4 separate regions of the Mus musculus genome follow, and all the other regions are linked to region 1. Evidence: chromatin loops called from intact Hi-C (ENCODE). Cell type or tissue: heart. All regions are shown on one strand. Each heading gives the region's core, and the rest is flanking DNA. Links, peaks and the distances in the headings are about the cores only. Region 1 holds the start of Nemp1 (nuclear envelope integral membrane protein 1). Region 2 overlaps Tac2 (tachykinin 2). Region 3 overlaps Gm40805 (a long non-coding RNA gene). Region 4 overlaps Lrp1 (low density lipoprotein receptor-related protein 1).

Region 1 (5,565 bases), core at 400-5,399:
ACTGAATGAGTGGGGCGTTTGCTTTCTCCTGACCTATTTCAGGGCGAAACCCAGAAATCCGTTTTAACTCAGAAATTCAAGAGACCTAGCAGCACCTCGGAGCCCCTCCGTGGTTTCCCCCCTAAAGGGTGTCAACCAGCCCAGGCCTCCCTTCCTGGGGAAGGCTCAGGCCTCCGCCCGACCCGAGCTGTCCGGAGGGCGGCCCGGGACCCGTCAGTGCGGACCGTCCCTGGAGCGTCTCACTCAGCGTCCCGAGCTGCTCCGAGTAACGGGCCGCACCCTCGGGATAAGAAACCACTTTTCCACATTTAACGCCCTCGCGCCCGACCCCTGGGCAGCCGCTGCCCGGGTGGTACCTGAGCCGCAGACCACGCAGCCGGCGACGACCAAGAGCAGCCATGTGGCGCCGCCGCCGCCCCCGGCCCCCCAGCACCGGGGCCCTGGACCAACCGCCGACCACACCGACACTTTGATTCCTCCCGCCATGGATGCCTCACACCGCCTCCTCCTCGCGTGCCCCTCCTCAGCAACTGTCTCCGAACGGGCAGCGCCGGCAGCCAATCGGCTGCGAGACCCGCCCCCACCCCCACCCGTGGAGCAGGCGGGGCCTCGCGCGCTCCGCCCTCCCGCGCCCCTAGGAGCCACACCTCCTAGCAACGCCAATCCTGGCAGTGACGACAGGAAGAGCCCGCCCTTTCCCCGCAATCTGCTTCCGTCCGCGGTTTATTTACAAATGAGATTGATGGAAAGCTTACCCAATAGGAAATCAGAATGAGAGGAGGCCTCCTGGACTGCGTGTTTCCATCGAAACGTCTCTTCTAGTTTTTCTTTCCTTTCTTCCTCGGCCCTTTTATGACATGCTAGCCAGTGGCAACTCTTCACGAGTAAGGTTCTCCCGTGACCGTTTTTTAAGGTAAAATGATTGCCAGCCTGTCTCCAAAGTTCTGAAATATTTCAGCAATAAGTACAGGATTATTGTGCGTTGTCAAGGTTTTGCAGGCATAAACAACGTTTGAAAATGTAGAGATAGAGCTGAGATAGAAACTCTGACTTCGATCCCCAGCACTGCAAGAAAAAAACAAACAGAAAACAAAACACCAAAAAAAAGTATTAATTTGGCTTCGGTTTCCTTTTTTGACTGAAGATGTAGCTAAACTGTGCACAAGGCCCTCGTTTCAATCACCAACGCCACAGGAATAAACTACAAGTCCCGAGCATTTCTGGTTTTGAAACGAAACAAGTGATAATTAAGACAGCTTATCCTCTCCATTTGGGAAAAAAAAAAAAAAAAGCCAAGGCTAAGAGAGAGAGAAAAAACACAAAGTAGGTTCTGAGCTCAAATCTAAGTTCTTTCTGTGGCTTAGGTGCCTCCCAGTACTTGCAGTCCAGGCACTGTGTGTGTAGCACTTACAGAAATTGAAAATTGAAGCACCTTTTTTTTTTTTTTTTTTTTTTTTTTTTGGTTTTTTGAGACAGGGTTTCTCTGTGTATCCCTGACTGTCCTGGAACTCACTCTGTAGACCATGGCCTTGAACCCATAAATCTGCCTGCCTCTGCCTCCCAAGTGCTGGGATTAAAGGCGTGCTTGTAATCCCATCACTTGGGAAGTTGAGAATGAAGGCTTGCTGAGAATTGAAGAGTAGCCAGGATTATAGAGTTTGAACCGTGAGAACCTGTATGTGTGTGTATATACATACATATATATACACACACACACACACATATATATACATATACATATATATATACACATACATACACACACACATATATATACACACACTTGTGTGTAGACACATGTATACATGTATATGCACATTTATACACACATATAGATGGCTTATTGCGATGGCTCGGTTGTGTAAACCTAGAACTCATATGACAGGAGAAAACCAACTTCTGCTCCCACAGGACCTCCATACTGACTCTGTGGCACACAATACCCCCCACACAATTAATGGATCGATTGATAAAAAAAAAAAAAAAAAAAAAAAAAAACTTTTAATGTCAAGGTTAACAGGAGGCGTGTTGGTCCATATCTGTTAACTCCAGCATTCAAAACACTCAGGTCAGAGGATCACAAATAAGATTAGCTTGCACTACACATCTAAAACCAACCTCAAAACAAAAACTTACATTAATGTGAAACAAGGGAAGACTAACAAACTATCCCAGACAAGGGAGCATACGTAAACACGATGAACCACATGTCATATAATATGGATCTTGGAACAGGAAGAAAAAAAAAAGCCCGAAAAACAAAACTGAGATTGCAAGCGTGAGTCACCTCTTCCCTGCCAGTCCGCCCTGCCCATCTTTCGGTCCTGCTTCGGTTTCTGTGAGTACTGTACATATTCTCTGCCTGACCTGCAAATGTCAAGCCATGTAGTGGGAAGGAGCCTTGTGCACCAGAAAACTTGGGTTTGAGCTCAGTAAATATAGACAAAAACTGTAATAGAAGCTGCAGAGCTGACCCCACAGTGAACAGTGTGGCACTGCTCCATCTAGCACAGGACGGAGTTTCTTCCCAGCACCCACTTCTGGTGGCTCACTGCCTGCTGTAACTGCAGAGATTCTAACACCCTCTTCTGGCATCCACAGGGTACTACATTCTCACTGCCTGCTGTAACTCCAGGGATCCTGTCACCCTCTTCTGGTCTCCAAGGGTACTACATTCTGCCTGCTGTAACTCCAGGGATCCTGTCACCCTCTTCTGGTCTCCACAGGGTACTACATTCTGCCTGCTGTAACTCCAGGGATCCTGTCACCCTCTTCTGGTCTCCAAGGGTACTACATAGGCACTCATGACAGGACATAACTGAAAATTAGAACAGAATGAAACCTTAAGCGTGTTTTTTCTTAATGTATGAGTCAGTGAGTCCTATGTATCAGTGGAAGGTAGCAGAAGAGATGATGCAGATATATGGAAAGTCTCTGCTACCTTTTCAGTGCTCAAGGAAGTCAAAGATGGGTTTTTCTTTTTGTGGTTTTTTTTTTAAGATTTATTTATTTCATGTATATGAGTACACTGTAGCTGTATAGATGGTCGTGAGCCTTCATGTGGTTGTTGGGAATTGAATTTTTAGGACCTCTGCTCCGCTCACTCAGGCTCAAAGATTTATTTATTATTATACATAAGTACACTATAGCTGTCCTCAGACACACCAGAAGAGGGCATCAGGTCCCATTACAGCAGGTTGTGAGCCACCATGTGGTTGCTGGGAATTGAACTCAGGACCTTTAGAAGAGCAGTCCACTGACTGCTTACCCACTTACCCACTTACTCTTACTCACTGAGCCATCTCGCCAGCCCATAGATGTGCAGTTTTTAGACAGAGTCTTGGCTATATGACCCTGGCTGTCCTGGAGCTTGTAGAGATGTGGCTGGCATCAAAGTCTGAGTGATCCTTCTGACTCTGCCTGACAAATGCTGGGATTACAGATATGTGTTGCCATGCTGGCACGCCTCGCTTGTCTTCCAGGCCTTCCCTCCCTCTGTCCCTCCCTCCCATTCTTCCTTCGTTTCCCTTTTTCTGGTTTTGCTGTGTTTTTTTGTTTGTTTGTCTTCAGATTTATTTTTATTTCATGTGTATGGGTGTTCTGCCTGCATGTATGTTTGTGCACCAATGGGTGTGATGCATGTGCTGGTTAGAAAAGGTCTGTGGATGCACTGGAACTGAACTGACAGTTAACTGCCAGATGCTGTATAGAACCAAACCTAGACCCTTTGCAACAAGTCCGCCTAACCACCGAGCCATCGCTTCAGCCTGGTCTTGGGCTGTGTGTGTTTGTGTATTATATAAATATTATATATACATATACATTGTATAGATATGGTTTCATGTGCCCCAGGCCATCTCAAATTTCCTATATAACTAAGGACAACTGTCAACTCCTACCCCTAACTCCCATGTGCTGGAATCGCAGGCACCGGCCTCCATACCAGGCCAGGCCAGGCCTTCCCATTCTCACTGCTGGCTGGGCTTTCTCTTTTGTTCTCACTAAAGTCAAAAACAGGTGAACTATTTTCAGGTTTGGGAACTAACTCCATCAGATCACTGACCACTCACCACTGCTATGATGAGACTAGGTTATCTCTAAACATGTTACACTTTCATCACCCAAATGAGTGCTGTCATTCAAAGAGAGCGAGTGAAGCAGTCCATGTCTTTTAGCACTGAGGAGACTCTTCAAAGCATTTCAAGAGTCACCTTTGGTGGCTATAATGCACATTCATTATCTGCAGGTGGATCTGATTTATGCAAATAGCCAAAATACTCAGGCCCAGGCTGCTGAGTGAATAGTGTAAATACTATGTTGGTAAATATGTTTCAGGTTTGGAGTTTTTGATGTTTTTTTGTTTGTTTTTAATTTAGAAGGATAACCTGGCGCACATTCACTATATAAAAGAGCAACCAAAAAGGAGATAATGACACATGCCTCTAGTCCCAGGGCTTGGGAGGCAGAGGACCAGGCAGGGCCAGCCTGGTCTACAGAGGGAGTTCCAGACAGCCAGGGCTACACAGAAAAACCCTGTCTTGAAAATATCCAAAGGAAGAGACAGAGAGAGACAGAGAGGGAGAGAGACAGAGAGACAGAGAGACAGAGACAGAGAGAGGAGAGCAACCGCACGGCCATCTAAGGCAGCATAGAATTACGAAAGAAGTGTTTGAGTAGTAAGATGTAGGAAGAATGGTGTCAGCAAGCCTGAGGAGGGACGCAACCCAACCCCTTGCAAGCTGCTCTTGTTTTCTGTCATAAGATGACTCTAGTCAGATTAGAGGGGCTTGGTTTGGGGCTTTTTGTTTGTTTCTTTTGTGTTTTGGGACCAAAAACAAAAACAAACAAACATACAAAAACCAGCCTCCTACAAGCTAGGCCAGTGCTCTACCATGACACTGTATCCCCAGTCCCCAGAACTAAAAGAATCATGTCTGTAACTTTTTGGATGTAGGAATTCTGAAGGTTTGAAGCCACTAACTGTTTGATGAAGTTAACTGAAAAAGGATGGAAGCTGTCAACTGTTTGATGAAGGTAACAGAACCAATCAATGACCAAATCCTCCTGCGTCTGTCCTGGTCTCCCCTTGCCACTGACCCACCCAGCCCTTGCCATCCTCGCTGGCATTTCCCTGTGGGAAGGAATGGCTTTTACTTTCTTTGAAGCTACCCCCCCTAGGTTTTTGTTGTTGTTGTTGTTTTGTTTTGTTTTCCAGACAGGGTTTCTCTGTATAGCCCTGGCTGTCCTGGAACTCACTTTTGTAGACCAGGCTGGCCCAGAACTCAGAAATCCACCTGCCTCTGCCTCCTAAATGCTGGGATTAAAGGCGTGTGCCACCACCACCCGGCTCCGGCTAGTTTTTTTTAATTTTTTGTTACTTCTTTAAATGTATTTAGGGTTGGAGATACATACAGACCTCGTGAGTCACCAGGCTGAACCTCACACCTTCAGACTTGGAAATGGTGATTCTTCTCACTGACCCCATCTCTTCCTCACCCTCTTTGTAAAAAAAACACCACCACCACCACCACCACCACCACCAAAAACAACAACAAGCCCTCTATT
Region 2 (5,565 bases), core at 300-5,299, 60 kb before region 1:
TTATCTCTCCAATAGAAGAGCCTTCCAAAGGCCGGCAGGGACTGCTTACTCAAATCCCGACTTAGCCAACTGGTAGCCAGCTGGCCTGTCCTAGGTTCACCCAAAAATACAGCCTGCTTTAATTGGACAGTCATGGACTTGACCTTTTCTCCTCCTGAATGTCAGGGTTAACAAAATATGACAGAGGCGAGGAAGAACATATACAAGAGTCAGGGAAAGAGGGGACTGCTGTAGATCGCCATCCTTGGAGCATGACAACGCATTTGTCCTCTTGAATTATTCTACAGCTGTGACTGACTATATCTGCATTAAGACTGGACTTATGGGAGGGAAGGGCTCTCATGAGGTCCCACCCCTTTACAGGATATATAGGCAGTGTCTTTGTTAGGGTATAGATTGCTGTGATAAAACACTGTGACCAAAGCAACTCGTAGAGGAAAGACTTACTTTACCTGGCTCACAGCTTATGTTCTATCATAAACGGAAGCCAAGGCAGGAACCTGGAGGAAGAAACTGAAGCAGGGGCCATGGAGGAACTCTGCTTACTGGCTTGCTTCTACTTCAGAACCTCCTGCCTAGGGGGGGCACCACCCACCTTGGGCTGGTCCCACCCACATAGATCTTCAACAAGTAAATATCTCACAGGCTTACCCACAACCTGGTCTCATGGAGGCATTTTCTCCACTGAGGTTCCTTTCTTGCAGGTGACTCAAGCTTGTGACAAACTGACAAGAAACTAACCAGCACAGGAAGTTATTGGCTGCTGGGATGGAGGGCAGCCTCTATCTCCCTGAGGGTGAATAAGTAGTTAATGATTGCTGAGATTATTTTCTTCGGTGATGTCGCCCCTGTAAGCTACCCAGACTTTATTAATAACCCCTCACTCCTGCTCCTGTAAAGCCTAATTAAACACATTGCTTCACCAGGCTAGACTTGAAACGCAGTCATTTCTTTGGTCTGTCATTGGTGACTTATCTGGAATGAACAGTCATTTGTCTCCCACAAAGGTTCACTGTGATGGTTTATATATGCTCGTCCTAGGGAGTGGCACTATTTGGAGGTGTGGCCTTTGTTGGAGTGGGTGTGTCACTGTGGGTGTGGGCTTTAAGACCCTCATCCTAGCTGCCTGGAAGCCAGTATTCTGCTAGCAGCCTTCAGATGAAGATGTAGAACTCTCAGCTCCTCCTGCACCATGCCTGCCTAGATACTGCCATGTTCCCACCTTGATGAGAATGGACTGAACCTCTGAACTTCTAAGCCAGCCCCAATTAAATGTTGTCCTTATAAGAGTTGCCTTGGTCATGGTGTCTGTTCACAGCAGTAAAATCTAACTAAGACAGTCACACAACAGCCATGGAACCTGTTCTTATGGTTTGGGGTGAGGCGTTTCAGTTTGCTCTTCCATGGAAGAGTTCCTTTCAGGTTGGTACTATGTTCCAATGACAGGACCAGCTCCCACAGATGGGCAAGGCAGCCCCCTGAAGTGGAAGTCTCTGGTTGTGTCATTTGAAGCAGACTCATGGTGGTGTTTTGCTGAGGCAAGACTCATGAGAGGACATGTGATGTTTGGAAAAAGTGTAAATAGGATTCAATGGACAGTGACAGGACCCTTGCATGTCTAGCCTTGCAACGCTTTGCTGAGAGAGGCGTGGCAGAGAGCTGTTCCTGGTGTCCTGGCCAGCCCTGGTCATTCCCACCTGACTCAGTCAATTTGGAGGAGGCCTGGCTGTTTCTGCTGGATCCCGCCACCACTGCTGATTCGTGTTTGCTACCCTGACACTACTGGACTGGGCTGCTGGTATCCTAATAAATGGAGATTGCAATCACCCCAAAGAACTTCTGAAGCGGTCCACACCCCCTTGTCCTAAGCCTCCAGCCCCCACAGCTCAGACATGACTCCAGAGGGACTCACAAGATCTGTTCAACCTCTTTCACCAGCTGCCTTTGGAGTATGGAGTCCAGTCAACTTCACCAGCTAACAAACCACATGGAAGCTGTAGTTCATAATGTATACTGTTCATTATCTAGAGATGTTAAAGTAAATGACAGTCACAACGATGCATATGCACAAAGCCAAGTGGGAATTTAGCCCAGAGTTTAGTAGGGGGAGGGTCTCACTGCTCTAAGTAAAGTAAATAGGATTTTGAAAAGACGGGTGTGGTACCAAACACCCATTAACCCAGAGTTTAGAAGGCAGGGGGAATTTGGGGAATTGAGACCAGCTTGGGCTACATAGTGAATTCAAGGTCAGCCTGGACTGGGTTACATGGAGGTTCGGGGGTTCGGGGTGGGAAAGAAAGGGAGGAGGGAGGAAGGGAGGGACAGAAGATAATATACAGAGAGAGAAAGAGAGAAAGAGAAAGAGACTGGTTTTTCCTGGAACTGTAGTATTTGTTAGCTCCACCAGAGAGCAACCTCTCTGCATTTATGGTCTGCTTGGCTGACAGTTGTCACATGCAGCTCAGCAGACATGCCGGACTCCAGGTTTGAGCAGAGCCAACCCTTCCACAGCCCTAAGGAATTCTCCCAGAATGTCTCAAATACCCTGCAGACAGTCCTTTTGGAAGGTCCGAGAGATGACTTGTGGGGAACGACCCTAAAATCTAGAGTGGGGTCATTTTTCTTTTCCCCAGCATATTTTTATTGATTATTTGGGAATTTACATATCCCAATCACACACCCTGTTTTCCAAGGTTTGTTCTCCCACCCTAGTGCCCCCTACCTCAAAAAAACAAAAAACAAAAAAAAAAACAAAAAAAAAAAACCACACATAAACATAAAATACAATCTGTGCTGCCCTTGTTGGAGCATGGTCAAACTCCCAGCAGCCAGCCCCTCAGAGATAACTGAGTCCTTTCCCATCCCCCTCCTCACTCCCGGAAGCCAACAACCTCCTGAAGGACCCTCCCCAACAGCATCCTGTGTAGACCCTTCCCCCTTTCCTCGGGGGTGAGGGAGAGGTTACCAACATCTCATTCTCCCTTATAGCCCTCGTCACCATCAAGTGTGGTCATGTGAGCCGGCTATGCATGGACAGCTTTCTCTCCTTTGCCCATTGTGGTGCTGTCAGTCAAAGGAGGACCCAGGTAGAAACAAGAACTTTCCCCGGGGCAGAAGAACTGCAGGAATCAGCACCGGCTCCAAAGCCCTGACCTGGTGCTGCCTGGTAGGTAAGGCTGAGTGTCAACTCTGCATTTCTCCTGCACCTGGCCAAGGCTAGGAGCCTGGGGACCGCCCATTGGTGGCATGGGATCATCAGCATATCAGAGTGATAAAAGAAAAGACAGGCACACCCAACCATGGCATGTCAGGCCACATTCTGGACTCCACTGTGCCAGCATTGGGAGGTAATTGACTGCTTTACCCTTTCATGGCTACAGCAGCCAGCTAATCCTGAGGACATTTGCTTCTCCTTTGGCCTCTGTAGTAGCCTCCCCATCTTGCCTACATCCCAACTGAATGTAGCTGTACCTGCTTGTCCACAACCCTGCCATACTACAAAATCCATGTATGGGTATTGTGGGTTGTTTTGTTTTGGGTTTTTTTTTTTTTTTTTTTAGGAGAGGGGGGGATGACTCTGTAGTGGCTATTCCTGGTTGTCAACTTGACTATATCTGGAATGAACTGTAATACAGAATTGGAAGGCTCACCTGTGATCCTAATCTTGAGGCTGGGAGATACAAGTTTCTGACCCAGATCTCGGTGTGGAGATTTTGAGGCATAGTGGCTATGAATCCCAGGAGACTAAGGCAAGGAGATCTCTGAGTTCAAGGTCATCTGGGACAAAGCAAGTCCCAGATCCAAGGGTAGTGGCACACACCTTTAGTCTGGGCCACACCTTCTGCTGGAGACCTACATAAGGGCATTGGAAGAAGGAAGATGCTCTCTCTCCTTCACCTGCTTGCCTTGTGGGACTGAGCAACTGCTAGATCCTTGGACTCCCATTCACAGCTGCTGCTGACCATTGTTGGGGAGTTGGACTACAGACTGTACATCATCAACAAATTCCCTTACTATATAGAAACTACCCATAAGTTCTGTGACTCTAGAGAACCCTAATACAGGTTCCATTTTTTTATTGGTCCCAGATAGAGAGGACAAGAACAGACCAAAGACACACCTGTGTCTGAGTTCAGCTTGATGAACATTTAAGTTTGGAGTTTGAAGTTACAGCCAAGAGCACATTATGTGGGTAGCTGTAGCTATGTTGTGGAAAAGCCTCCCAACACCACCCCAGCATGGGTGACACTCATGAAAGTCTCGTCCAGTGGAACTTCCAGGCAGCTACACTAAAATGAGCCTCAAGGCGTCCCCTGCCATAGTTTACTACTTCACATCCTTGGGGGGCGGGACAGGGATTCCTTAGCCATCTCGCCCTTCACATGGGAATGTTAATAAGCCAGTCTCAGGAGGGCCTCATGCACCAGATATCACAGCTGCTCTGATGGAAGACAGCAATAATCAGATGTAACCTAGAGGAAGCAGCCAGTGACAATGGTTGCCATCTTCCCCAGGATCTGTTAGAACCCACGCTATCATTTGGAGTTGCTAAATGGATTTTCTCGGGTTCCGTTTAGACACACAGGCAAGCCTTTCAGAATGTCTGCTTTCCCTTTATCTGAACTGGCCTAGGCAGGTTCTTGATTGTTAGTAACTATCCAAATCTGAGGGTTGGTTCTTTTTGTTTTCTTGAATCAGATTCTCACTTTGTGGCCAAGACTGACTTCAAACGTAAGATCCTCCTGCCTCGACTTCCTGAGGGTTACAGTGTGTGTCAAACTGGTGTCTGTCTGAATGCTAGCGTTTCAGGGGTCTGTCTGTCCGAGTACCACCACACTGAGTGCTGAGATTCCAGGTGTACACCACCACACTAGTGTATATCTGTTCTTTTTTAGTCACCAAATCAGTTGTTAATTGTATGAAGAATTATTTAGGGCTCTCGTAGAACAGTTATTATGTCTCCAAAATGAAAGTGTGTCTACTTAAATACCATATGTAGGGTTTTGTTTAAATTGGTGTGCATATGTGTGTGTGTGTGTGCATGCATGTGCATGTATGTGGTGTGTAAGAAAAGTGGCTCCTGCAATGGCACACATGTGGGGTCCAGAGAACAATCTCTCCTCCTGTGAGGGATCCAGGGATTGAACTCAGGCCTTCAGACCTGTGCAGCAAGCCCCTTTACCTGCTGAACCACCTTCCAGGCCCTGTATCATCTTTTTTTTTTTTTTTTTGCATGTATGTATTTATGGAAAAGCCCACTCGTTCATCAACCAGCCTATTGCATCAGTCACTCCTTTGTAAAAACCCTTTATTGTTGACGAAGAGAGATAGCATTTTTAATGCAGGACACTACAGAAACCATAATTGCTATGGGGTTGAGGCTGTTCATATGCAGCTTCTATGCAGAGTAGGGAAGGGAGCCAACAGGAGGACCTTACAGGCAGGGGAGGAGAAGAGGAAGCAGGAGCAGGCACTGCTTTATGATGCAATCCGGGGTCCAGGGGTAGAGTGCTAAAGGCAAAGATAAATAAATAAAACTTTAAATCACGTCGTTGTCCTACAAAA
Region 3 (5,565 bases), core at 201-5,200, 260 kb before region 1:
CATCCTGGTCTTTTGTTTTATACCAGTATGTGCCTGTCTGATTCGCCAGCAAAACAGATGCCACAATAGGATCCTTCTGCACACATTTATTGGGAGAGCTTGATTGCAGAGGCGAAAAGACCCCAAGCCCCAGAACTGGCGCTGCTTATATAGGCCTAGGAGAGGCATGTCTCACACCCGATTGGTTATGCTTTCAGTACCTCATTTACATGTCCACACCCGATTGGTCTATGCATCCAGTACCTCATTTACATGCCTCATTTACATATCTACACCCGATTGGTCATGCATTCAGCACCTCATTTACATACCTCGGTCCAGGCAGTGACTCGGCAAAAAAACTCTACTGCACATGCGCACATTGGTTGTTTACCCAAACTTATGGGTGATGGCCAGCGGTAGCCAGCGCCACCTTGTAATGGCATATGTGGCTTCCCACACCAGTCTGTCCAACTCTTCCTGACATTGGATGACATACTCCATCCTATGGCCTCAATCCATCTGTCCCTGCTAAACCTTGCCAGAATGCTGGTCTGCACCCTAGTGCCATGTCTTGGATCTAACGCTCGGCTCTCCCACCGATTTTACTATTCCTCTTCAAGTGAATGGTTTTCTGTTTATGCAATCTCTACTGGGTCAGCTCAGGATCAGAGCAGCAGATCCTGAGACCATCCCTCTAGTCACACAATAACAACCTTGCCCACATGCTTTCCCTGTTCCTACTTTCCACTCTGATGTTATACAAATGCTCAACTTCAACCTCTCCTGCAGCTGGGGTTTGCAGTGATTGACAGGAGGCATTAATTCTCTTTTTGAATTCTTCCTTGTGTTTTACTCCAGACAACTGGACTGTCCTACGATCCCCTGGCTCAGTGAAGTGAGGTTCTGTTCGTTATTACCGTCATATTGTCAGTGCAACCTCCTTATATTCTGCGAGGTTGCCTGCAACATCTTCCTTTCCCTTCCACTGAATGGCCACATTCCAACCTAGGAGCTTGTCCCTTAAGCTTTAATATATTCGACCTGGAAGATACCTGGATTTGGGAGAATAGACATTGTAAAGGCAGTAAGTGCTTTGCATGTGCGTGTGCATGTGTGTACGTCTGCTTTTGTCTGTCTATCTATGTCTCTCTGTATGTTCATGCTCACATGGGTATGGGTACATTAGCAAACGTGTGTGTGGAGGCCAGAGACCGATCTTGAGAGTTATCCTCAGGAACACTGTCCATCCATGTTAAGATGAGGTTCCTTTCTCTTTTGCCTGGGACTCACCAATGAGGTAGGACCGACTGGCCAGGAATCCCCCTGCCTCTGCTTTCCCAGCACTGAGATTACAAACATGTGCTACTGTGCCTAGTGCTTCTGTGTGGGTTTTGGGTTGAATTCATGTCCTTGAGTTTGTGAGGCAAGGGGCTTAATCGGTTGAGATATCTTCCTGGGCCAATGGATGCTTCTGGTTAAATTTTAGAAAATATTTTAAAAGATTTATTTAATTTTATTCTAGGTGTATGCAGGCAAACTATCCTCTCTGAGCCAAATTTGAGATTGCTGTGAGAAGGGGGTTGAGGGAAGAATCTTTAAAGGTGAAACCACAAGAAGACCTTCAATATCCATGAAAACAAGAAAAAAATTGGCCTGTCTGGCAAGTTAAGTAGTTAAGGTGACTCAAAACAATCTTTGGTATCTTTATAGAAGATTATGTATATATATAATATTAATATATAATATGTTATATGACATATAATACAGAATACATATAATATACACATACATATAATACATATAAACATATACACATAATAATATTAAATGCATGTAATACATATATACATACATAACATATAGCAACATATAACATACAATATACAATACATAATATAACACATAGCATATAACACATACATATTATATACAGTACATATAAGTATACATTTTATATTATATATTATACATTACCTATTACATACTGTATATTATTATTATATTTCATTTACTATGCATTATATATTATACATAATATGTATTATATATTACACGTGATATCATATATCATATAGCATGTTATACATGTCATATGTCATACATCATGTGCCATATATCATATATTATATAACTAGATATATCATAGCAAGTAGATAGTCACAGCTGTACATTTTTGGGTGGGGGTCACTGAGTCAGAGTTATGAGGAACTTATCTTTCAGGGATTTTCAGTCAGAGACAAAAGGCTAGTGGCTACCAAGATGGCTGCCTAGTATAAAATGGAGTTTCTTTAGCTTGCACAAACAATGCTCTACTCCTAGTCAAATATCCTTAGGGAGAGTTAAATTTAAAATAATATTTGGCCTTTGTACTTAGCTCCTCAAGGTCCATCCATGTGGTAGCATGTACCAATTCATTCTCTCTCTCTCTCTCTCTCTCTCTCTCTCTCTCTCTCTCTCTCTCTCTCTCTGTTTGCTTTTTGTTTTTGGTCCGTTTGTGTTTGTTCACGCAGTGCCTGAAGAGACCAGAAGAGGGCATCAGAGACCCTGGAATTGGAGTTGCAGACAATTTTTATTTTTTATTTTTTTATTTTTTCCTGCTATGTGGTTTCTGGGAACTGAACCCAGGTCCTCTGCAAGAGCATTGAAGGCTCCTAACTGCTGAGCCATCTCCAGCCCCTTCCTTTTAACTTTTTGAGGTCAAAGTGTTAGCAAAGGCAAGGAATTAGACTGTTCTAATTTCTGTTAATGTCACGAATTTACCCAGCTTCCATTTCCTCCAGGTCTTGGAGCTTATCCTAGGATACAATTATTTCTTTTCTGATTTGGTTCCCAGCATGATGGCGTTTTGTCCATGAAGAGCAATAAACAAAGCCAGGAAGTCACAGGGACACCCAAAACTAAGCAAATAAAAACAGTTATCAACTCCAGGGGAAACGAAACAGCTTGGAAATGATTGCATAATCCTTATGCTGTAACGCTTCATATCTCTCTGTTCAGTTTTAACCTTGATACTTTGGAAGGGGAGGAGTGGATCGCTGAAACAGATGAAGTCTCATAGTCCACAGGAAGAATCAATAGAAAATGAGACCCACATCAAAAACAAACCGCACAAATACATTGCTTGGAAATGTGGCAGTAAATTAAAATAGTGAGTTGGAAGGCGTCAAAGCATAGCCCGGTGTGGAGTGGGAAGTGGAGAGGGAAGGAAGTCGGTCTTGCTCGGGGCTGCCTCATTGTCTTTATAGAGCCACGACACATGCTTCTTGATTATGGAAACACATTCAGAGAATGTGCTAGTGGTTGTCATCCTTGTACTAAAGTCGTGGAGTGTATTATACAAACTTAGACGGTCATGACACAGTGACGTCTGAGGTGACGTCATCTTACGAACCGCGGCCTCTACGTGGTCCGCCATTGGTGGACCGCAGCACACACGCAGCAGTGTTTGCATGTCTGTGTGGCTTCATGGTGTCTGTAAAAACCACACTTCCAAACAGAATGAGAGAGAAGGGTCTCATCGTTTTCTAGAAGCAAACTTGTGCTGCAGCCCTTGAAGTCGTGGTTTGGGGAAAATGCCAGAAGTATAAAGCAGAAAAGAACAGCAAGTACCTCGCTCCCTGAAGATAATTGCTCGTAAGACTGCAGCTCAGAATGTTTCCTCCCAGTCCAGTACTTAACCCAGCTCATTTCTTTTGCAGCTCAAGATTCAATTGAACTCAATCAGCCCACGCTGGGCATTATGCCCAACTGCAGCGTTAGGTGCTCAGAACGAGACACGGTCCTGACCTTTCATTGTTACAGGTTAGATTTACCACAAAGAAGCAATAGCAACATTTGTTGATTGCCTTGAGACATCTTTGCATTAATTCTTAGAAACTACATTCATTTATTTGGGAGAATAGGGGTATCGTGGTGTGCATGTAGAGGCTTGTGGAAGTCAGATCTCTCCTTCCACCATGTGGGTTCAGGTAATTGAGTCAGATTGTCCAGCTTGGCTGCCAGTAGCAAGACTCTTTACACGATGAGCCATTTCTCCAGGCCACTTTCAATTCTTATTAACAAGCCGATATTGTATCCATTGAGCTTGCCCCGGTGACTCCAGAAGTAGTGGGAAACTCTGCCAAGGCCAGTAACATACTTTCCAAAAGAAATAGACACAGTCTAAATCAGTCATCTATTAAGTCTAATTCTTGGTATATATTTGCCACATGTGATTACAGGCCCTGACTTTGCGTGAGTTACCCTAGTCATGGCTTCAGAGTAAAGAAGGTAGAGGGCAGTGAAGTTGCCGGGTGACCACCAGATGACTGACTTCTTGCAATTTTATAATCCTAATAATAAAAGTTATAAGCTGAGCATAGTGGTACATTTCTGAGTTCCCATCACTTGGGAAAGGGATGCTGGAAGCTTGTTTGAAGTCAGACTGGGCTAAACAGAGGATCTTGTCTTTGAAGAACTGAAAAGAAGACTCAAATTATGTACGTTTTAGAGCTAATTGTTGTTTTCACAGGTAAATTCTCAGCTCCAGTGCCTGCTCGCCACCGTGTTCCCTTCCACGATGATCATGGACTCAACTCTCTGAAACCATAAGCAATTTCCCAATAAACTCTTTCTTCTGTAAGTTACCTTGGTCAAGGTGCCTCTTCAGAGCAAAAGGAATGCGCCTAAGACAGCTGGTAGGCAAACGGGCTTTAGTTGAGTTAGATCTTGGCTTTTTGAAACAGAGTTTCAATGTGTGGCCCAGGCTGGCCTTTCATTCACTCCATAGCCTAGGATATCCTCAAACTTGTGATCCTCTGCCTCTGCATTTAAAGTGCTGAAATTACATTTTATTTCCCATTTAAATGCTATTCTTTTTTTGTTTGCTTGTTTTTTTGTTTTTTGTTTGTTTGTTTGTTTGTTTTTTGAGACAGGGTTTCTCTGTGTAGCCCTGGCTGTCCCGAAACTCACTTTGTAGACCAGGCTGGCCTCAAACTCAGAAATCTGCCTGCCTCTGCCTCCCGAGTGCTGGGATTAAAGGCGTGCGCCACCACGCCCAGCTTAAATGCTATTTTTTCATTTCTTTCATCTTTGTGAACAAAAGGGTGACCCCAAGCCTGGTATCAAGACTGTGTTAGTTTGTTTTCTTTTTGTTTATTTGTTTGTTTTTTTGGTCAGCTTGACACAAGTTAGACAACAGTTGAGAAGAGGTAACCTCGCTTGAGAAAATGTCCCCGCAGGATTGGCCTGTAGGCAAGTCTGTGTGTTGGGGGGTATTTACTTGATTAATGATTGAAGTGGGAGAGCCACTGCGGGTGGTCCCCCTCCCGGACAGTCAGTCCTCCCTGGCTGTATAATAAAACACGCTGATCAAGCAAGCTTGAGTAGCAAGCCAATAAAATGTGTTCCTCCATGGCCTCTTGCTTCAGGTTTCTACCTTGAGTTCTTGTCCTGACCTCCCTTCATGACCTACTGTAAGGAATAAGATGAGATAAACCCTTTCCTCTCTGGGTGTTTTTTTTTTTTTTTCTTACAGAACGTCAACAGGGGAGTGGGGGGCTTGAGAGATGGCTCAGCAGTTAGGAGCATCGACTGCTCTTCCAG
Region 4 (5,565 bases), core at 203-5,202, 100 kb after region 1:
CTGGTCGTCCACCCGCTTCGTGGGTCAGTCTGCAGCCCAGGGTTGGGGAGCACCTGTGTGAGGAGGGGAGGGGAGGACCCTTACCCAATTCTTGGTTCCTTTCCCAGCAAGCTCTACTGGACTGATGGGGACAACATCAGCATGGCCAACATGGATGGGAGCAACCACACTCTGCTCTTCAGTGGCCAGAAGGGCCCTGTGGGTATGCACTTGCCCTTCTTGCTCCTGCAGGCATCTAGCTCCATTAGGAGATGCTCCTAGTGTCTCTCTGGTGCCTTAGGCCTCTTCCAGCTTCCAGCTTGGTGCCTACTCTCACTATACCTTGTCCCAGAGCCACAAGGTTCAGGGAGGGCTCCATGGCTCTGACACCCACTCTTCTTCCAGGGTTGGCCATTGACTTCCCTGAGAGCAAACTCTACTGGATCAGCTCTGGGAACCACACAATCAACCGTTGCAATCTGGATGGGAGCGAGCTGGAGGTCATCGACACCATGCGGAGCCAGCTGGGCAAGGCCACTGCCCTGGCCATCATGGGTGAGGGCTCGGGTGGAAGGAGGGATGGAAGGAGAGCAGGCTAGGCACAGCTGAACAGGTGATGGGGGAGATCCTGAAGGCCACTTTCCACCCCCTGCAAGCCTAATGACTTCTGCAAGAGAGCTGGGGGGGCTAGAGAGATGGCTCAGTGGTTGAGAGCACTGACTGCTCTTCCAGAGGTCCTGAGTTCAATTCCCAGCAACCACATGGTGGCTCACAACCATCTGCAATTAGATCCGATGACCTCTTCTGGAGTGTCTGAAGACAGCAACAGTGTACTTACATATAATAAATAAATCTTAATTTAAAAAAAAAATCTATATTTAAAAGAAAAAGAGGACTAGGAAAGAGCCTTCCCAAGAGTCTTATTCCCTCCTGTTGCCCCAGGGGACAAGCTGTGGTGGGCAGATCAGGTGTCAGAGAAGATGGGCACGTGCAACAAAGCCGATGGCTCTGGGTCCGTGGTGCTGCGGAACAGTACCACGTTGGTTATGCACATGAAGGTGTATGACGAGAGCATCCAGCTAGGTATGCAGTGGGCGCACAATGTGGTGTGTGGAGGGGGTCTGCGGCGGGAGGGATGAGGGGTGGCAGAGAGACTGCAGGGCTGTGACCATGAGCAGCCTCCAGAACGGGGGGGGGGGGTGGTGAGGGCATAGAGGGAGGGCTTTTTACCTTACCCCCACTCGTGTGAAATGTAGACTCAGTCTGGCCAGAAGGTCCAGGGATCTAAGAAGACATGAGACCTAAGAATTGGGTTGGGTGTGACCCTGACAGGTCCAGGGTGAATCCAGTGACTGTTGTCCTCTCTGAGCAGCCCAAGCCTGTCCCCCACCAAGGCTCACCCTTTCTTTTCACTCCTGTGTCCTCCCGCAGAGCATGAGGGCACCAACCCCTGCAGTGTCAACAACGGAGACTGTTCCCAGCTCTGCCTGCCAACATCAGAGACGACTCGCTCCTGTATGTGTACAGCCGGTTACAGCCTCCGGAGCGGACAGCAGGCCTGTGAGGGTCAGTTCCCGGCATTTCCTCTCTGTCCAGCCTTGACCCCTTCTACCCTATTGCTACATTATGCGTTTGAGAAAGATGGTGTTCATCGTGTGTTACCAGGAGGCTTCTGGGCTAAATGCTTATCCAGTGCCCCTTTCTGGGTACTGCGGACAAAAGCTGGAGCCAGAAAGTGGGGCCAGCATAGTGAGAAGCCGGACCACAAAGCGCTAGTGACTGTTCAGGACCTGCAGTAGGTTTTGGTGAGATAGACACCGGCGGCTGACAGAGGCAGGCCAGCTTGGCAGAAGAGGCGTGCCCTGTGCTGTGCCCTGGGTTTATAGAGTGGGTAGAATCTGATGCTTGGTACCTTGAAGAGAGAAGTTGGTGGTACAATAGGGTGTGCTTAACATGCCCTGAGCCCTGACTTAAATCCCAGCTATGTGTGCACGCCTTGGAGACAGACACTCATGCTACATAAGAGGCAAGAAATAGGGCTGGTGAGATGGCTCAGTAGGTAAGAGCACCCGACTGCTCTTCCGAAGGTCCGGAGTTCAAATCCCAGCAACCACATGGTGGCTCACAACCATCTGTAACAAGATCTGACGCACTCTTCTGGAGTGTCTGAAGACAGCTGCAGTGTACTTACATATAATAAATAAATAAATCAAAAAAAAAAAAAAAAAAAAAAAAAAGAGGCAAGAAATATAGCTGAGAAGTCAAGTTCCAGGGCCGCTGAGCCCTGTCGAGGGCAGCGTGGGAAGACTGTGATAAGGCTTTGAGCTAGGGTGGGGACCTGCGGGTTCTCAGCCAGGAGTGCCTAGAAAGTGGTGTTTGGAGATTAACCCAGGGGCAGAAGGCTTGCAGAATGGAGGAGGGAGGAACCAAGGCAGTCAGACCAGTTAGGAGAGTATTAGGAGTGTGTGCGTGAGGAGGCAGGCCCGAGGCCTGGCTACTCAACTGGCTTGCAAGGAAGGGATGAGACATGGAGGCACTTCACAAGAGCCTGCTGGTTTACAAGCTTGCCCTTGGACAGCACTTTTCCCCAAAGTGCTCTGCCAGAAACCTCCTGCTTTGATGTGGGTGGGTGTTACAGAAAGGAACCCTGGGCCGAGCAACATGTAAACATTGTGTTTTTACTGTTTGGCTCCTCAGAACCCTGAGTACACTGAGCATATTTTGGGAGACTTTTAGTGTCTGCACGTGGTGGTGGTGGTGGTGGTGGTCGTCTCTTCTTCTTCTTCTTCTTCTTCTTCTTCTTCTTCTTCTTCTTCTTCTTCTTCTTCTTCTTCTTCTTCTTCTTCTTTTTCTCCTTCTCCTTCTCCTTCTCCTTTCTCCTTCTCCTTCTTCTTCTCCTCCTCCCCCCTCCTCCTCTTCCTCTTTTTCCTCTTCTTCCTCCTCCTCTTCCTCCTCTTCTTTCACAGAGTTTAAGCAACCAAGGCTTAATGGAGGGATTCACTGGGGCACACATTGTATTCAAGGGATGGGAGTCAGGGAGGATTCTGGGATGCATAGAGAGCAGTGCCTTCTCAAAAACAGGAAAACTGGAAAGAAGACTGACCCAGGGGCAAGCAGGATGTTGAGAACTTTATGTTGGGAAAGGATTTGGAACTGAGCAGAGGCAGGGCAATGAGAAAGTTAAGGTCAGACCAAGTGCCAAACTGGGAATCTAGATTTTGGAGTCTTGCTGCTCTGGTTGTCTGCTGCGACCTCCCCTGAGGCCCTTGGAAGGAAGACTGGGGCAGGGTGCTGAGAAAGAAATGTAAGTCTCTTTCTGCCCTCTTGTGGTGAATAGTGGTTCTGCAGGTGGTCTCCCAGAGCTGGGGCTCTCAGAAGCCAGTTAGGTTGCCATCTCCTGTCCAAGGTCCGGGCCTCACACATGGTGTGAGCGTTTAGAGGTTCAGGAGATGGGTAGAAGAAACTGCCAAAGGGGAAGCTGAGAAAAGCAGTTTGAGGGTGACAGGAACCTAGCTTTGTCAGCAAGGCTCATGCTTAAAGTGTTTTTGTGTTGCAGGTGTGGGCTCTTTTCTCCTGTACTCTGTACATGAGGGAATTCGGGGGATTCCACTAGATCCCAATGACAAGTCGGATGCCCTGGTCCCAGTGTCCGGAACTTCACTGGCTGTCGGAATCGACTTCCATGCCGGTGAGCTATTGTCCCGGGGATTAGTCAGCATGCCCCAGTAGTTTATGGGAGTGACACATTAAAGTCCTAGAAGGGCTGCCTGTACTGACTGTAGCAGCTGCCTCACTCCTTCCTGCTGCCTCCCCACTTCCAAGAAAGCACCCGGCACCCACAGCCCCCATTCGGTGCTATCCTGACCCTCCTCGTGATTTGACCCTTTGCCTTGCCTCTGCATTGAGGGGCATTCTCATGTCTGCCCCTCTGCTTCCAGAAAATGACACTATTTATTGGGTGGATATGGGCCTAAGCACCATCAGCAGGGCCAAGCGTGACCAGACATGGCGAGAGGATGTGGTGACCAACGGTATTGGCCGTGTGGAGGGCATCGCGGTGGACTGGATCGCAGGTGAAATGAATGGTAGAAGGAAAATAGGCTTTGGGGGAAAGGCACAGGCCATGGGGACGTAAAGTCTGAAGGTATGGGCAGAAGCCAATGGGAGCTACAGGGAAGATTTGGATGGAAGGGGACCAGGTACAAGGCTCCCTACCAATCTCCCTGAACCCCACCGACTGACTCCCTCCTCAGGCAACATATACTGGACGGACCAGGGCTTCGATGTCATCGAGGTTGCCCGGCTCAATGGCTCTTTTCGTTATGTGGTCATTTCCCAGGGTCTGGACAAGCCTCGGGCCATCACTGTCCACCCAGAGAAGGGGTAAGGAGCTAGGCAAGCTGGCTTAGATCTCTTGACCACAGTATAGTCTGACAAGGCCCAGCTTCTAAGTGGGATGGACTCTCACCCCCACTTCCATCCCTACCCACAGGTACTTGTTCTGGACCGAGTGGGGTCATTACCCACGTATTGAGCGGTCTCGCCTTGATGGCACAGAGAGAGTGGTGTTGGTTAATGTCAGCATCAGCTGGCCCAATGGCATCTCAGTAGACTATCAGGTACGGATACACCCTGGAGCTGATGAAGGCGATAACCCTAGTTCTGAGCCTTTCCCTATCAGTTTCCCTGTGGTAACCATCAGGGTTAGACGTGGACCAGGGAGGGTGGTGGCAGCCTTTAACCCATTTGTCACCGAGAATAGTAATCTGCCCTAAGACGATGGAGGGTGGTCATGCTGAAGTAGAGTATGAGAAAGCTGGGTGTGGTAGCATATGCTTAACACTCAAGAGGCTGAGACAGGAGGATTACTTCAAGTTTGAGGCCATCTTGGACTATTCAGTAAGATCTTACCTCAAAAATTTAAGATAAATACATAGATAGATAGATACATAGATACATAGATTGATAGATAGATAGATAGATAGATAGATAGATAGATAGATAGATAGATAGATACATGATAGATACATAATAGATATATGGTAGATGTATAAATAGGTAGATGATAGATTGATAGATGACAAATAGATAGGTGATAGATAAATAGATACATATATAGATGCATAGATGATAGATAGATAGATAGATAGATAGATAGATAGATAGATAGATTTTAGATAATAAACATAGGTGTAGGTAAATAGATATATACATAGATACATAGAGATACATAGATATACATAGATACATAGATAAGAAGCTAACATGATATTTGCCTAACATGCTTGGTCCTGGGACTAGTCTCTAATGCTGCAAATGAGGGCAGTAACAATAAATAAATTAAAAAGTATAGAGTGAGGGTGTGTGGTCCACACAGTAAGTGTGGTTACACATGGAGCCGATCCCTACTGGAAAGCAGGAGTTAGCCCCAAGGTGAGCTGGGTACATCTGTCCACAGGGCGGCAAGCTCTACTGGTGTGATGCTCGGATGGACAAGATCGAGCGCATCGACCTGGAAACGGGCGAGAACCGGGAGGTGGTCCTGTCCAGCAATAACATGGATATGTTCTCCGTGTCCGTGTTTGA

Evidence for each region. Peaks named below come from ENCODE experiments on the same cell type or tissue, not always from the same donor. Only the 100,000 strongest peaks of a DNase experiment are listed, where the experiment ranks them.
Region 2: it touches region 1 in a loop (9-fold over the local background); 18 of 42 quality-filtered maps call a loop at or near these places.
Region 3: it touches region 1 in a loop (3-fold over the local background); 9 of 42 quality-filtered maps call a loop at or near these places.
Region 4: it touches region 1 in a loop (2.7-fold over the local background); 4 of 42 quality-filtered maps call a loop at or near these places.

Annotation. Positions count from the first base shown.
Region 1 is chr10:127,672,019-127,677,583 of GRCm38, reverse strand. Nemp1 (nuclear envelope integral membrane protein 1) reads right to left here and starts at 519. Exons shown (of 9, transcript NM_001113211.1): 1 at 357-519. The coding sequence starts at 486. It overlaps Gm16230 (a long non-coding RNA gene), which reads left to right and starts at 825. Exons shown (of 4, transcript XR_872178.1): 1 at 825-913; 2 at 2,602-2,787; 3 at 4,955-5,034; 4 at 5,216-5,249. In heart, for the core only: a CTCF peak has its summit at 2,688 (motif pointing left); DNase peaks (open chromatin) are centred at 653, 2,633 and 3,303; H3K4me3 peaks cover 794 bases; H3K27ac peaks cover 688 bases.
Region 2 is chr10:127,731,495-127,737,059 of GRCm38, reverse strand. It overlaps Tac2 (tachykinin 2), which reads right to left. Exons shown (of 7, transcript NM_009312.2): 7 at 5,292-5,511. Among named protein-coding and RNA genes, the nearest start is that of Zbtb39, 5.3 kb to the left of the region's middle. In heart, for the core only: a CTCF peak has its summit at 2,395; no DNase peak of the experiment used is centred there.
Region 3 is chr10:127,934,579-127,940,143 of GRCm38, reverse strand. Gm40805 (a long non-coding RNA gene) reads left to right here. Exons shown (of 5, transcript XR_872186.1): 2 at 841-1,066; 3 at 1,505-1,660; 4 at 3,681-3,783; 5 at 4,493-4,603. Among named protein-coding and RNA genes, the nearest start is that of Gm40804, 12 kb to the right of the region's middle. In heart, for the core only: a CTCF peak has its summit at 2,510 (motif pointing right); no DNase peak of the experiment used is centred there.
Region 4 is chr10:127,567,386-127,572,950 of GRCm38, reverse strand. Lrp1 (low density lipoprotein receptor-related protein 1) reads left to right here. Exons shown (of 89, transcript NM_008512.2): 30 at 1-23; 31 at 108-202; 32 at 385-534; 33 at 922-1,062; 34 at 1,411-1,545; 35 at 3,536-3,667; 36 at 3,918-4,052; 37 at 4,233-4,362; 38 at 4,472-4,598; 39 at 5,438-5,565. Among named protein-coding and RNA genes, the nearest start is that of Gm16217, 26 kb to the left of the region's middle. In heart, for the core only: a CTCF peak has its summit at 3,324 (motif pointing left); DNase peaks (open chromatin) are centred at 1,460 and 3,310.